Regions from separate parts of the Homo sapiens genome. Here region 2 is linked to region 1. Evidence: chromatin loops called from intact Hi-C (ENCODE). Cell type or tissue: natural killer cell. All regions are shown on one strand.

Region 1 (8,000 bases):
AGACTTCATAATCCAGAAGTGGCTTTTTGTTTGTTTGTTTATTTAGGGACAGGGTCTTGCTCTGTTGCCTAGGCTGGAGTGCAGTGGTGTAATCACCGCTCACTGCAGCCTAGACCTCCTGGGCTCAAGTAATCCTCCCACCTCAGCCTCCCAAGTAGCTGAGACTGCAGGAGCATGACACCATGCCCAGCTAATTTTTGTATTTCTTGTGGAAACAGGGTTGCATCATGTTGCCCAAGCTGGTCTTGAACTCCTGGGCTCTAGTGATCCACCTGCCTCAGCCTCCCAAGTTGTTTGGGAGGATTACAGGTGTGAGCCACCGTGCCTGGCCATCCTCAAGTGTTAAATCCAGTTCCCCGAGCCATTCTTTCCTGGACTATTCCATTCTAGTCTTATCTAATGAATCTCCGCAGCTTTGTCTATACCTCTTCAGTTCCTTTTGCTTGGTCTTCAAAGCTTTGCCTTTCCTCCACCCCTCTCAGCTACTGGCACTGATGATTTCCATCTACAACTCAGTTGTCCCCAATTCCTATTCCAGTCTTGATCAAGTCTAGCAATATATTGTGAACTCTTCAAATACTAGGCTATTCTAGGACAAGGAAGTAAAAAAATCGAAGGTTTGAATAGAAGGAGATATCAAGCCATGGGGACTTAGAGAATGTAACATATTAGATGCTGTTGTATTCATGGCTTCAAGACTAATTACAGGTCCCCGGACACTGTAGCTGCAGTATGCTTACCTACCATTCATCTCTGGCTAAAGGCTCTGTCACTTGCACTTGGGAGCTAAGGGCAGACACCTTGAGTTTGGTTGAAACCAAGAATCTCAGGTTGCTGGGAGGCTTATTCTGGAATAGATTCCTACTGTTAAAATCACATGACATTGTCAGTTCTATTCTTAGATATTACTCATATCCCTGATAGTTTACACGAGCTTTTTAAAGTGCCTTGTGCGTTAATTGGTAATCAACCTGAAGTGACATTTACTTTGAAACACTGTCATTATCAGAATAAAGTAGCCAAAGTGTTAAGAAGCCTGAATTTTGAATCAGAATTTTATCTGTATCTAATGTAATATAAGTAGAGTATAAGTTGGGTTAAATGCGTAATTGAAGACTAGAATAACAGTAGTGGTTATAGTTAAATAAGACATGTTCTCTTGATCTACATCTTAGAAAATAAGGGTTTGTTTTTTTCTTTAAGAGACAGGGTCTCTTTGTCTCCCAGGCTGGGGCATAGTGGCGCAATTATAGCTCACCACAGCCTCAAACTACTGTTCTTGAATGATCTTCCCATTTCAGCATCCTGAGTAGCTGGGACTACAGGTATACACCACCATCCCCAGTTTATTTTTTTAAAAAAATTTTTTGTAGAGATGGTGTCTTGCTATGTTGGCCAGGCTGGAAAATAAGAGTTTTTTAAAGAGCCATCAATTTCTGGCACATTTGTATTAGTGTCTAACAAGAATATAGTTTTTGTTTTCTAGTCTATTGGAATAAATTTTATGCTTCTGTGACAGATTTCTATGTACAATTGTGCCTTTACCGTTTTTTAAAAAAAATTCATGATTTTCAAGGGTTGTTCATTTTTCTTTTTTAAAAGTAATAAAATAATCCCTTCAGGATTGCATTTTTTTCTCACTTTCCCTAACTCAGATCTTTTCCAGCTCCCTTCCTTAAAGCCAGTAAATGCTGGCCTTCTTTGAAAATTAAAGGTCTCTTTCTTGAGGGTACCAGCTGTAATTTCTGACAGGGCTGTGTTTCACTATGCTGCCTGGTTATTCTCCAAATTGCATCATGTCTCTTCATTCTCTTATACTTGGCAGATTTTTGTGTGTGTGCACTTAGAAATAGTATTGTTTTTAAGAATTGGACTGTTTCATGACATTATTTTTAATGTATCATTTCTAATTATAATGCAAGGTTTACCTATGAAAATCATCTTCCTAGATAACTGTTTAAGTAATAAATATATATGATAGCTGTACAATAGAAATGAAGAAGAAAGTTATTCATTAAAGTAAATTGAATTAATATTCTTGGAGTATGTCTTTTAAAAAATGTAATTGATAACCTTTGCCCAATATTTGAATTTCAGGAGTCTGTGTTGACATCCTTGATTACTTTTATAGACTTCAGAGTGTGTGTGTGTGTGTGTGTGTGTGTATAGAGTTTGGTTGTGTATGTATACAGTTTGGTTATTGAAATTAGAAGTATAGAAAAGGGAAACAGTTACAGGGATTACTGTGAGAGTACATAATTAAATTATAAGAGCTCCCTAGACTAACCTAACCCTCTGCAGCAGTCAGGCATATGGAGAGCCTGTCTGCCACTCTCTGAAAAGTTACTTTAATAAGAAAGTTACATAAGACAGTGAGAAGGCAGGTAGCTCTGTCCTGAAATCCAAAGTTTTACTGTCCTTTCGTCTTCATCTTAATCTATACTTCATTCTCCTCACCTTTTCCTTATAATTTGGCTTAAATCCCAACCTCAGCATTTATACTTGGGCTCTTTTCCTATCTGTATCTTCCTGCTTGATTTGATTGTTTAAAAAGAGGTTAAAAGAGGTTATTCTCAAATACCTGTAGTCTTGCAAGTAGCACGGGATGGAGATTTGTGTAGATTATAGAGCTCATGCTGCATCTAAAGACAGCAGCTGCCACTTGGCTTTATACAGTGTTTGACAACTGGTACTGCAGGCCCATTCTTTCCGGAGCTTCCAGATTTTTCATCTTGAAAATCTAGATTTGTATGCAATTTTAAAAATGTAATTGTTTAACTCAATTATTTTTATAAAAACAATGAATGGTCCAAATGTATGTTGGCCAAAATTGGCCCATAATCCATGAATTTATAACTGCTCTTTTAGGACAATAATGTCTAATCATAATTGCGCAATAAAAACCACCTCTGGAGGTGTTTCTTGTAACCCCAGAAGTAGAGATTCAACAGTTTTAGCAAAATGTACCATAGAATCAGTGCTGTCCCTCTCATGTAACTGAGTATTGCCACTGTTAGGCCCATACTGAGTATGCCACTGTTAGGCATAACTGAGTATTGCCACCGATAGGCCCATACAGGTTTGGCTCACTTAGATATACCACTGCTGATCAGGCTTGAGTTTCTCCTGTATATTTTGGTGCTGTATTTAAACTGATAGCTGGACCAAGAATAAGGAAGGTTTCCCTGACTCCATTTTCATATGTTCTCCACCTTACTCCCTTTCCCACAGGCTTTTAGTTTTAAATTTTTTTTCTCAGCTTTTAAATTTAGCTTTTAAATGTTTCCTGGTTATGACAACTGTATGCAAAGCAGAAAGAGTTTCTAATTATATTGCCTAAGTGGTTACACTTAGGTCCAAGTAAGGGGTGAGACCTGTTATATATGTCGAGTCCAATTACTTCTGGTATTTGTAAAGTTTTAGAGATTCTTATCAACTGCCTTTTAAAAATGTTGCATCTCTTAAGTTCTGCTAAGGGATGTCCATCTCTGTGTGCTCTAATCCTATGTAGTAGGCCGTGGTTGAGTTACATATCTCTATTCTAATCCATGGAAACATTTCCCTAGACAAGCAATACTTGAATCTATGGGCCCTTAGAAGCTTGTATTCTTGGCAGTTGAAAGTAACATAAGAACTACCACATTTGGGAGCTGGAAGCCCTGGCCATTAAGGCAGACCTCAATGAAGCTTTGGCTGAAAAAGAGGGATGTATGCTCTGATGCAGTCTTTGTAGACTTGGCAGAATTTAGAGCATTTGTGCCCTGAAGTATTTCTATGCAGACATCTAGGCTAAGTGGGCATTGCTGTTCACTTGCTTCTTTTGCAGTTATATTTTATACCATGTTATAAAATTTCAGAAAGACTCTAATCTCTCCTAGGAGAAACTTCTCTTTAAGACCATACAATCACATCATTCATTATTAATCCCAGCTGACTTCCTTGGCACTGATCATACTTTCTTTCAGTTTCACAACACTTATTTACTAGGTGTCTAGCAGCCAACCTCTCAATAAGCTTACACCTCCTCTACAAGGGAGAACAGATGTATCCAAGGGTCACTCTGGCAGTAAATCTCTGTATCAGTTATCTTGTTATGCTTGATCACAAATGAGCCTAACTTAAAGAGACATAACAAAAGTTCTTTCTTTCTTACATTGTATGTACATTATGTGTCATCTGTGGCTGTGCTCTACCTTATCTTCATTCTGGGTCCCAGACTGGTAGCATTCCCTGTTTGGGACATGGCTAGTCTCATGGGCAAGGGAAAAAAGAAGCATAATGAAATCATAAGCTGTTTCATTTTTTTCTTTTTTTTTTTTTTTTTTTTTTTGAGATGGAGTCTTGCTCTGTCGCCCAAGTTGGAGTGCAGTGGCGCGATCTTGGCTCACTGCAAGCTCCGCCTCCCAGGTTCACGCCATTCTCCTGCCTCAGCCCCCCCGAGTAGCTGGGACTACAGGCGCCTGCCACCATGCCTAGCTAATTTTTTTGTATTTTTAGTAGAGACAGGGTTTCACCATGTTAGCCAGGATAGGATGGTCTCAATCTCCTGACCTCGTGATCCGCCCACCCCGGCCTCCCAAAGTGCTGGGATTACAGGCATGAGCCACTGTGCCCAGCCCATAAACTGTTTCTTAAAGCTTCCTTTCAAAAGTTACACATTCCACTTCTACCCACATGTCATTGGCCAAAGCAAGTCACATGGCCAGGCCTAATGTCAGTGGGGGGAAGAAGAACTTTTTTTTTAATGATAATATCATCTAATACATTTTCCTTATCTCCAGACCTTATAGCTTGGATGTTAGGTGTCCCGTTAGTCAACAGAAGAGCAGATACTAGGTATAAAATGTGTGCTTCAGTGCCACATCAGCAGCCATGTGGCTTGACACAGTAGCTGTCATCTCTCTTATACCTGTCCTTAGGCAATAAGACAGTAATTCTTTTATCAGATAATAACGCCAATAGTGGTCAGTGTTCTTATCAAGAACAATTTTCCGCTTACCTATTTAATCTTTTACTTCTCCCAAATCCACGACTTCTGTGGATGCATACTTCTTAAGACACAAGTTGAACCACAAGTTTCTACTTTTGGCCTTTGTGGAATGCTCACAAGTAATGTTTTTATACATTTTATGCTTGTTAAAAGCTAGAGTTTCTGACCTGAAGTTACCTTTATCATATCTAGCTCTTTTTATCAATTCCTGTTGCCACAAATTGAGGCTTATGCTCTCTAATGTTAATTGGATTTTGTTTTCTCACCTTAAATCATATGTTCTGACAATATCTCAACCAGTTTTGGCTCTGGTGATGATCTCAGCACTCTTACTCAGATTTCCAATCCTCACTGCATCATTGAATTCATTACTTCCATGAATCGTATTTTATTTCTAAATAGATTAGGCCAATCTCTTAAGCTATTTAGGCTGGAATAGTTACTTTATCTGTGGAACTACCCAATTATCAGTTCTGGATTTTCTTGCCTACCTTATTCCTGGCTACCCGTGACTCCTCTGACAACCTTAAAAAAATTTTTTTGGAAAGATGTTTACTTTGTTATAATAGATTAATAGGTATCTTCACAGGAATACCTTGATAATATATTTTATTATATAATTGTTTATAAATTTGATAAAGTAGGAAATTAGATTTATTACTTCAAAGTTAGGAAAATTTTCATTAAAAAGTGGCACTTCCAAATAAATATGGTATTTAGAGCCTGTCTCCTACCAGACATTGTAAATATGTGGGTTGCTTGACCCTAACTTTTAAAAAAGTTATGAAACAACTTCCAAATTTGTTTTCTTGTCTAGATCACAAGAGACCCCTGGAGATGGGAAGCCTCCAGCTTTACCACCCAAACAGTCAAAGAAAAACAGTTGGAACCAAATTCATTATTCACATTCGCAACAAGATCTAGAAAGTCATATTAATGAAACATTTGATATTCCATCTTCTCCTGAAAAACCCACTGTAAGTAGCTTCTTCAGATATTCTCATTTTTATTTGAATTTTTAAAATCCTAAATGAAATTTCTTTTGTACTTTGGCAGTTTTTAGTTGTAAGTTGTATTACAGTACCTTCTCTTTTTCATCATATTCTTTGGTCCTGAATTGTGCCATGATGTATCTCAATATAAGTTCTATAATTAGAAGTGATCATGGAGTACATAGAGTATATAATTAAATAAGCTGTGGGGTTAAGGGAAGATTCCTATAAGAGATCATCTCTGATAAGAACTAGTCAGATTTTTTCCTTCAAAGAGCAGGCATAGAACATACTGAACAAACCTGCATGTTGTGCACATGTACCCTAAAACTTAAAGTATAATAATAATAAAAATTAAAAATAAAAATAACAATAAAGAACATACTGAATGAAAGAAGCCCAGGACAAATAGCCATGTGTTGTAGGATTTCATATATGTGAAATATCCAAAACAGTCAGATCTGTCAAGAGACAGTAAGTAGATTTGTGGTTGACTAGGCTTTGGAGGATGGCAGGTGGGAAAATGGGGAACGACTGCTAATGGATACAAGATTTCTTTTGGAATTGATGAAAATATTCTAAAATTAGATAATAGTGATGTTTGTACACCTCTGTGACAAGAGTAAAAATTATGGAAATATACACTTTAAATAGGTGAATGATATGTGAATTATATCTCAATAAAGCTGTTTTTTAAAATCACATATATCAAGCAGTGGAAGTATCATTTGAATTCATGTAACACTTATGAGCACCCTCTGTATACTCATACATATGAACCTGGCTTGCTATGAGCCAGATTCTACGGATATAGCAATTAATAAAGACAGACATGGCCCCTGTTCCTCCTGTCACTTAATAGTCTAGCATATGCTCGTAAGAATGCATGAGAGGATATATCTGGTTGGGCTAACTGCAAGTTATTAGTCAAAGAATTTACTCTTCTGAACTAAAATTTTTATTAGAATTATGATTTTTTACAAACTATGCATAATATAAGCATACAAAAAATATGCTTCCTATATATCTGAAGAATAGATTTTAAGTGAAGAAAATTACAAGTTATTTAATTTTGTCTTTTTAAGCCTAATGGTGGTATTCCACATGATAATCTTGTCCTAATCAGAATGAAACCTGATGAAAATGGGAGGTTTGGATTCAATGTAAAGGTAATCTGGAATTTATTTTATACTCAGTTTTTAAATTAAGATGTTCTTATTTTGGTAATATTTGACTAACATTTTACTTATTCTCTTTTTAAGGGAGGATATGATCAGAAGATGCCTGTGATTGTGTCTCGAGTAGCACCAGGAACACCTGTGAGTTATCTAAATGTTTCAAATAAATCCTGTTTTCAAGAATATGTACTTATTTTATAATTCTTACTAGTTTAAATAAAACAAGGAATTTCATCATTTCTTTTATTTATCAAGTGTCAAATGTTGGCTGAATCTCTTTAAGTTGCTGGGAAGTTAGTTTTGACTTGTTCTCTGTAAGTATTTAAAATCCCTGTTTTTATAAAGAAGCTATTTATGACTTTCATTGCTTCTAAAGCATTAACAGATTCTATCAAAATAACCCCCTTAAAAAACAAAATATAGACAGAGGTATAGTTTCGTGGGGGTTTTTGTTTGCTTGTTTATTTTTTATTAGAGTAATTTAAGTACATTATACTTGCCTATGCACTCCTTTAAAATTTTACTTTAAATGGAAATGATACTACAAGGATAATTTTTAAAACTTTTTATTATGAACATTCTAAACAAAAGTAGAGAAAACTTATATATCCATTATGATGAATCTCCTATTACTCATTGTTCAGCTTCCACAATCATGAACTTTCTGTTCATCATAGGACAATTCTTAACTAATTGTAGGTACATCATCTTTATTACTGTTTTATATAACAAGTATTGCTTTCAAATTCCTATTTATGTTGTCTACTCTGTTTACTTTCCTTTTTCTTACCTAAATGATCTTCAAGCACCTTTTATCATTTAACTGTCTCTCTGTTCTAG
Region 2 (8,000 bases), 81 kb before region 1:
AAGATGTTTACTTTGTGTTTAGTTTTTAGTATTTTGATTATGATGTGTTATAAGGTAGATTTATTTTGATTCATTTTGTTTGGGGTTCACTTGGATTCTTGAATCTGTATTTTTGTTTTTGCCAAATTTGTAAAAATTTTATTTTACAAACAAAATACTCAAATGTTTTATTATTTTATCATCCTAGAAACTCTTCCTCATCTCTTAAATACTGGAGTGAAATGAATGTCACCTCATTTTTTTCTTGTCCCACAGGTTGCTGACAGTCTGGTTGTTGTCATCTTTTTATTTTTTCAGTCTGTTTTTTCTGTTGTTCTTTTTTTTTTGAGATGGAGTCTCGCTCTGTTGCCCAGGCTGGAGTGCAGTGGTGCCATCTCTGCCTCCCAGGTTCAAGCGGTTCTCCTGCCTCAGCCTCCCGGGTAGCTGGGACTACAGGCACGTGCCACCATGCCCGGCTAATTTTTTATATTTTTTTAGTAGAGACAAGGTTTCACCATATTAGCCAGGATGATCTTGATCTCCTGACCTCGTAATCTGCCCACCTCAGCCTCCCAAAGTGCTGGGATTACAGGTGTGAGCCACCGCACCCGGCCCTTTTCTGTGTTGTTCTTATTGAGTAATTTCTATTGCTTTTTCTTCAGGTTCATTGATTATTTTTTTTCTTTCTTATCTTTATTCTTTTGTTGAGCCCATCTAGTCAGTTTTTATTTGTTATTGTATTTTTCAGTTATATAATTTGCATTTGGTTCTTTTATATCTTCTATTACTTTGCTGAAATAATCTTTGTTTTTTTCTAATTTCTTTTCAACAGCATTCATAATGGTTGCTTCCATTGAAACATTTTTTTCTGATGACTGCTTCCAAATCTTTGTCAGATAATTCCAATATCTGATTCCTTTCGGTGTTGACATCTGTTGATTGTGTTTTCTTATTCTAGTTGGGATTTTCCTAGCTCTTGCTATAATAAATGATTTTAGGTAGTATCTCAGACATTTGAGACATTTTGTTACGAGACTTTGGATCGCATTTAATTGGCTTTGTAGTAGGGAGTCACCTTGGTAGCATACAGGTCTTGGCTTACTTTTTAAATTTTGGTCAGTTTTACATGTAGTCAGTTCGTTGTTAAGTGTCCTATCCAGGATTACATTTCAAGATTTAACTATCCCTTTTTCCATCTACCTTGTCTCCTGAATCTTCTTCCTCCTGTCTGTTTGGGAGACACCACTTGCTACAGCTATGTGATGATAGCAGTGGAAGTCCAGGCTTCCTCTTCAGCTTCTCCTAGTACCAACTCAATAGGGGAAGCCGAACACCTCCTGCTACCAATAAGCCTAAGTGAAAGTTCAGGATATGTTTTCTGCTTCTGCTTAACACCACCCTAGAGGAGATATTATGAAGTACTACTCGGTACTGTTTGGAAGTGGGTATAAGTTCAGGCTTTTCACTTGCTGCCTGCTCAAACCAGGTGGCACATGAAACTAGGCTTCTTATTTGATTTCCGTGGACACTAGTAGAGAAGGGCTCAGTTTTTTTCCCATTGAGTTTGGCATTGTCAGGTTTCTGTCCTACCACGTACCCTTATCTGGTCCTTTTCCTAGAGAAAGCAGGCTTTTCTTGGGCTCTTTCATCAGCACCTATTAGCATTTCTGGGTAACAGAATTCTACAGTACCCAGTCTGTGATATATAGGAAGTGAAAAGAAAATGCAAGGTCTAGAGTCCAGAAATAAATCCATACATTTAGTGGAAGAAAGCATAGTTTCTTCAACCAAAGGTACATTGGATTCACCTTAGTAGCTTTTAAAAAAGATTAATGCTTGCTCTCTTCCCCAGACAAATATAATCAGAATGAGAGACAGGTCAGGGAGGTAGACTGTATCAGTATATAAAACATTTGCAGGCGATTTAAATGGGGGCCAACATTGAGAAGCTCTGTTTGAAGCACATACTTCCCATCATTGATGAGTTTTTTCAGATAGCCATTTGACCCAATTCTGGCCAATAAGAGTCTTTGTAAGGTAACTTTTACAAGGAAGCTTGTTCTTTTAAACATTGTCACATGGATATGAATCTTGGAATTGCTGTGAGCATCTTGCTAAAGGCTCACGAATATAGCCAACACTTGGAATGCAGATGAGAAAGATGGAAAGAAACCTAGTCTTAATGTCCCTCATCTGCCAAATTAGCTTGCGCTGGAGTCTTTTGTGCCTCTGTACTTTCCATTATATGAAAAAAAAATGTCCTTAGTGTTTCATCCATAAGTTTGAATTCTGACTGGTACCTGGAAGCTTCTAAACTGCTATAGCTAATGAGAAGAAAAACTAGTGGTAAAATATATTGCTATTCTCTACCATATCCATTTTCTGTTGCTATAACAGAATACCTGAGACTGGGTAATTTATTTTAAAAAGAGGTTTATTGGCTAGGCGCGGTGGCTCACATCTGTAATCCCAGCACTTTGGGAGGCTGAGGCAGGCAGATCACCTGAGGTCAGGAGTTCGAGACTAGCCTGACCAATATGATGAAACTCTGGCTCTACTAAAAATACAAAAATTAGCTGGGCGTGGTGGCATGCACCTATAATGCTGGCTACTCAGGAGGCTGAGACAGGAGAATCGCTTGAACGTGGGAGGCGGAGGTTGCAGTGAGCCAAGATCAGATTGTGCCATTGCACTCTAGCCTGGGCAACAAGAGCGAAACTCCATCTCAAAAAAAAAAAAAAAAGTTTATTTTGGCTGGGAGGTCCGGGATCAGATGGCCACATCTGGTCTGTTCTGAGGGTTGCGTGCTGTCATAACATGACAGAGAAGCAGAAGGGGAAGTGGGTGCATGTAAAAGGGATAGAACTCCAGGGGCAGCCTCACTTTATACCAACCCATTTGTGGTAATTAATCTAGTACTGTGATAGTGAGAACTCACTCGCTCCCTTGAGAATTAACCTTGTCCCTGGAATGTGACATTAATCCTTCTAAATGACCTAATCACCTCTTAAAGGTCCTGTCTCTCAAAATCACCATACCAGGGACCAAATTTTCAACACATGAATTCTAGGGGACAAACTCAAACCATTGCACATATTTTTCTAATATATGTTGTATATAAATGTAACGAGAATAAACTTCTCTAGTGAATTTATTGATAGGTATAGAAGTTTCCTCCAGTATTAGCTTTTGTTTGCTACTTATGTTAAGATGCCAGAGTAGTTGATATTGTTATTGCTTGTTTTGTCAAATTGCTTTCCCAACAGATATCTTTCTACCATGTTAGCAGCAATAAGTATTTCTTGTCTTTATTTTTTATCATTGGATTTTATTTTGGGGGTTGTTTGCCCATGGCATGTCATTATAATTTCCCATTTTCTTTTTTTATTTTAACTGAACATGTTGATCATTTGTCTGTTTTTACTCATAAGTTATATTTTTTATTGGAGGGGGATTATCTAATCATGCCTTTTGTACCACAGTTTAACAGCTTTGGAACTTGGGGAAGTTGTATTTACTCTTTAATGCCTACATGATAGAATTAGTATGAGGTTAAAATGAGATAGTTTTCTAAAGTTCTCTGAGTACTTTGGCAATGAAAATATTAGCAATCCTTTATCAGTTTGCTATAAATAATTGTTACCATCTTCGTTCCCCTTTTATGGCATTATAATACAAAATTATATTTTAAGTAATATTTAGCCAAATATGTCACTTTCCAGTCACAATTTAAATATAAGAATAAAAGGCATAACAAAATGATATAGATATATGCATGAGTTAATGTGGCAATAATATAAACTAAAAAAATATCGTGATAGCCTGAAAGTGAAAAGTATTTTCAATCAAATGTTTCTTTGTATTTTCATATTTATTATATGCTCTTTAAACCAGTTTGCCTAAGGTCAGGTTGTTTTCTAAAAGTGCTGTGTCACATGTGAAGTCTTTTTTCTCAACCAAGTCATTGGTATGAAAACAGTTACCAAGTTAACCCATTTATGCCTAGTGCTCCATTATTGGCTTGCTAAGCTTATGGGAGTTATTTATATCCTACTGCTCAAGGTCATTGCCAAGGCCTGATTTTTCACACAAAAAACGTTTGCTACCTCTGGCATAAATGGGTTAATAGATGAGGACAAAAGTCAACCAGGTTAAAAAATGTGAAGAATGTAACCTATCAAAGTTGATTTCATTCAATTTTTTTTTTTTTTTACAGAAACATGATCAGGGGCAAGTCTTGTTGGATGTCGTCTTCAAGCATCTAGATTTGACTGAGCAGGACTATTTTGGTTTACAGTTGGCTGATGATTCCACAGATAACCCAGTAAGTGTAAGATTTTGTCTTTCATTTTCATTTAGTTTTTCCTCTCAGTTTAGTGTAGAAAGTCCTTTCTGATTTACAGTGTTCACTGATTTGATGAGTTTTTTTTTTACTTGACTTAAATAGAGGTAATTCTTTTGCTTTTGTTCCTCTTTTCTTGACATTTTAATCTTTCAGAAGTTATTAGCTTTAAGGTTTTCATAATTATGTCAGGTAATGTCACTTTCATTAATTATGTGTCTCAGACAACTAAAAAGTAAATCCAATTTATGCCTGTTGACTGAAAGAGAGGAAATTGGGCATAAAGGTTAAAATACCTTCAGATGTATATAAATTAGTCTGCACTAAAGTAAAATTAGTTTTTTATTGTATTTATAGAGAGCTATTTCTAATAAAAATTCTTAATTTATTCAATGTCAAATTTCCAAATTTCATCAGAGACCCTCACAAATAAGATAGAGATTAAATTTCAGAGCTGTACAATTATTTGGCATTAAATTTCTTGGATTTTTACTTATTCTTCAGTAATTGCAATTGTGGTTCTTTTAATTAGATAGATCACATCATAGAAATAGAAGATAGCATGTGATGAATAATAGAAATGTTTACTTTGACAATTAAGTGTTATAAAATGCACTAAAGGATATACCTTACTCTGAACCGAGATAAAGGGTATACAAGCAAATTCTGATTGAATTCTTTGTAAATTTATATGCTTATACAGTGAGGGACTTCTGCAATAAAGTATATTCTTTTGATTAGTGTAAGAGGATCTCCATTTTGAAGGGAATATTTTGTATACTTTTAGAAAGATTAGGAGGCTGAAGAAATGGTTCTGGATTAATGTTTTAGAAATCTGTTTATAAGGCTATATTAATAGAAGGGCTATAGAAAATACAAATAATGTTTATGAGAAAAGTTGGTTTGTTTTTTTCTTCCTCTCTCTCATGGTTGGGATCTTCATTCTCTGAATGAATAGCTAGTGGGAATTATATATCAAACGTTAAATACTACCACTTATTTTTTTGACATCATTTACTGATTTTGTATTACAAACCAGTCATGGAAAAATACGAGGATGACACAAAGAAAAACAAACCAAGGGCCAGCTAGTTTCAGTGAAAATAAATGCTTTTATACTGAACTAAAATTAAAATAAACTTTCCTCATACTTTGATGCCTTCACTAGACCACTTGAGCTTCTTCAGGGGCCTAGAGTTATACTGTTGTTTCCTGATAAATAAACCCATGTAAAAATGGAAGTGAGTAGAAATGTCAGTAATGCAGCCTTTCCCAGGTTGAACCTAAAATAATCAAAAGGGTCAGAATGTAGTTTAAAGAGAGTTTATTCAAGTGCAAAGGTTGAGGACCTCAGCCCAGGATACACTTGCAAGTTGCCTTGGAGAGTGCTCTGGAGAACATAAGAAAGGTTCAAGTTTTTAAAGAATAAAGAGGATCACTCAGGAGAGTGAGTAAGTGCAAAAATTGTTCTTCAGGAATTCTCATTGACTTACAGAAATAACATTGGTTAGCGATTGGCTATACATGGTTGAACTATAGGGTGTATAACATTTTATGGCTACTTGGCTTCAGTCTGCAGCCCACATAGCAAGTAGCTTCAAGAGGTAACTATGTAGCTGAAGGGAGAGTGAGATGTGACTGCTGTTACTTTTTAAATGCCTTTCTTGCCCTGATCATTTAAAGGTGCTCCTATTCCTCAGATATAAGGTTTTTTTCCTTTCTTACCAGAAAGGCAAATTGTGAGCCAAGCAAATACCTGAAAGGTGACTGTTATACCTCATTAAGTATACCTCGTGAAGAGAAAAAATAGATAATTCTTAGCTCTTGCTGACCCTCATAAGTCAGGCCCTGTAGCTGTAGGCTGGCATTAGATTGACGGGGTAAGTGACAAGATGACAAAAGAGGAAGAGACCAGTGACTCACCACTGTAGTCACTACCATAAATATGAAAACAGTCCTTTTCAGGAAGTACTCCAGAAGGATTAATATCGAGATCATGTATACTACAAGAGATAAAAATTCTATCACATAAATTTGTATACAAAAAGACATATCATATACAAAAAGATGTAGGGCTAATTACACCAGAATGAATGTAGGGAAACAGGTATTTGGAGCTAGATTGATCTTTTTGCTGTCTCCTACTTTTTCTTTCTTTGTCTTTCTGTCTTGAGTATTCCTTCTCAAATAAGATACATTCCAAGTTCCAAGAGTCCAGTTGTTTATGATTCAAAGTAATTCTTCCAGAAAAGTTAGAATCATAGAATTTTAAAGGTCCAAAAGAGGCTTTAGAGATTATCTAGCCTCACACTCTAATTTTTCATAAGACATTATCCCAATCCAAAGCTACTTCCTGGCATTAGTGAAACTAGGACCTGGATCTCCTAACTCCCCATGCTAGTCTTGTCCACTGCACTGCAGTTTCATTATTTAAATATTTGGAAGAATTTCTGAGATGCCAAAATGTGTCCACAGAAAGATCTTTAGAGCACAAATCTTATAAACAGTGTCCCATTTCTAGTTGTCAAGAGCACAAATCTTGTAAGTAGAGTTCCAATTCTAGTTGTCAATGTGAAATTAAGGCTTTGAGGATAATTAACGGACTGAAGGAAAAAGATGCTATGCTTCAAGAGAAAGGAGTAGGGGAGTATCATTTATAAAACATCTGCTGTGAATTTGTTAATCAACTAAATAATATTCCATTTTATTCTCACAATACTTTCCTCACTTATGATGAAAGTGTCATTAAAATCATTTTAAAGATGAAAAACTAATACTTATAGAAGTCAACTAATTTGTTTAATGTCACGCAAATTAGTGAAGTAGCTGAGAAAGGACTTGAACTCAGATCTAACTTCAAAGCCTGTACTCTCTACCATATGATGTTGCTTCCCAAGTGATGATGATATAGATGCATAGGATTTACAGAGTAAATGAACATATTAAGGAGAGGAGGTAACCATATAATAAAATTACTATCAGTGATCCAAAGGAATTTGCTAAGATTCTACAAGAATTAATTCTCACCTATCTTTAGCTCATAATTTTTAAATCTTAAAACTTATGTATGTTACATATACATATGCACATGTATGTATATATTATGTGTATATGTGTATTTTTATATATTAGTTTTAGAGAATTAGAACTGTTGCCTTAGACATTGAAATTAATGTAATTGAGTTTATAATTGATAAACTTAAAAGGCACCTAGCATTTTGTTTTTTTCTCCTAAGTATGAAATAACAAATACAGAATAATAGCTGACGGTCTTTTCCTTTAGAATCTTCCCTGGTAATGAGTTCCAGTGCAACAAAGAAAATTACTTGAAGCTTTGACTTTTCAGAATTTCTCCTGCTTTAATTTAAAGCCTGTTTATCACAGTTTTAGCTTTTAGCATAATATCTTGTTGTAGTAGTAATAGTAAATGTATGTTGAATAAATGAGGAAAATAATATTGTGGTTATAATTCATTATGCATTATTTCTTTAATTTTATGAGCAGTCAAAGGTGGCTTTTTCTTAGTGGTCTTTATCAGCATGCTATTTAACAGAGGCTTGAGATTATATTATTCCTGTGCATTTACTGTTTCTTTCCCTATTAAATTGAATTATACTGCTCTTAAGTAGGATAGAGGGTAGATTATTAATTATTGTTGGCCTGATCTTTCTGCAGGTTC

What was found. Hi-C counts contacts between places; a loop is a spot of excess contacts. Peaks named below come from ENCODE experiments on the same cell type or tissue, not always from the same donor. Only the 100,000 strongest peaks of a DNase experiment are listed, where the experiment ranks them.
Region 2: it touches region 1 in a loop (3-fold over the local background); 1 of 110 quality-filtered maps calls a loop at or near these places.

What each region holds. Positions count from the first base shown.
Region 1 is chr2:119,939,274-119,947,273 of GRCh38, forward strand. PTPN4 (protein tyrosine phosphatase non-receptor type 4) reads left to right here. Exons shown (of 27, transcript NM_002830.4): 16 at 5,808-5,967; 17 at 7,068-7,151; 18 at 7,245-7,301. Among named protein-coding and RNA genes, the nearest start is that of EPB41L5, 70 kb to the right of the region's middle. In natural killer cell, no CTCF peak of the experiment used is centred here; no DNase peak of the experiment used is centred here; H3K27ac peaks cover 1,498 bases.
Region 2 is chr2:119,858,341-119,866,340 of GRCh38, forward strand. It overlaps PTPN4 (protein tyrosine phosphatase non-receptor type 4), which reads left to right. Exons shown (of 27, transcript NM_002830.4): 3 at 4,196-4,303. Among named protein-coding and RNA genes, the nearest start is that of PTPN4, 100 kb to the left of the region's middle. RefSeq lists a silencer at 2,865-2,914. In natural killer cell, no CTCF peak of the experiment used is centred here; a DNase peak (open chromatin) is centred at 4,231; H3K27ac peaks cover 980 bases.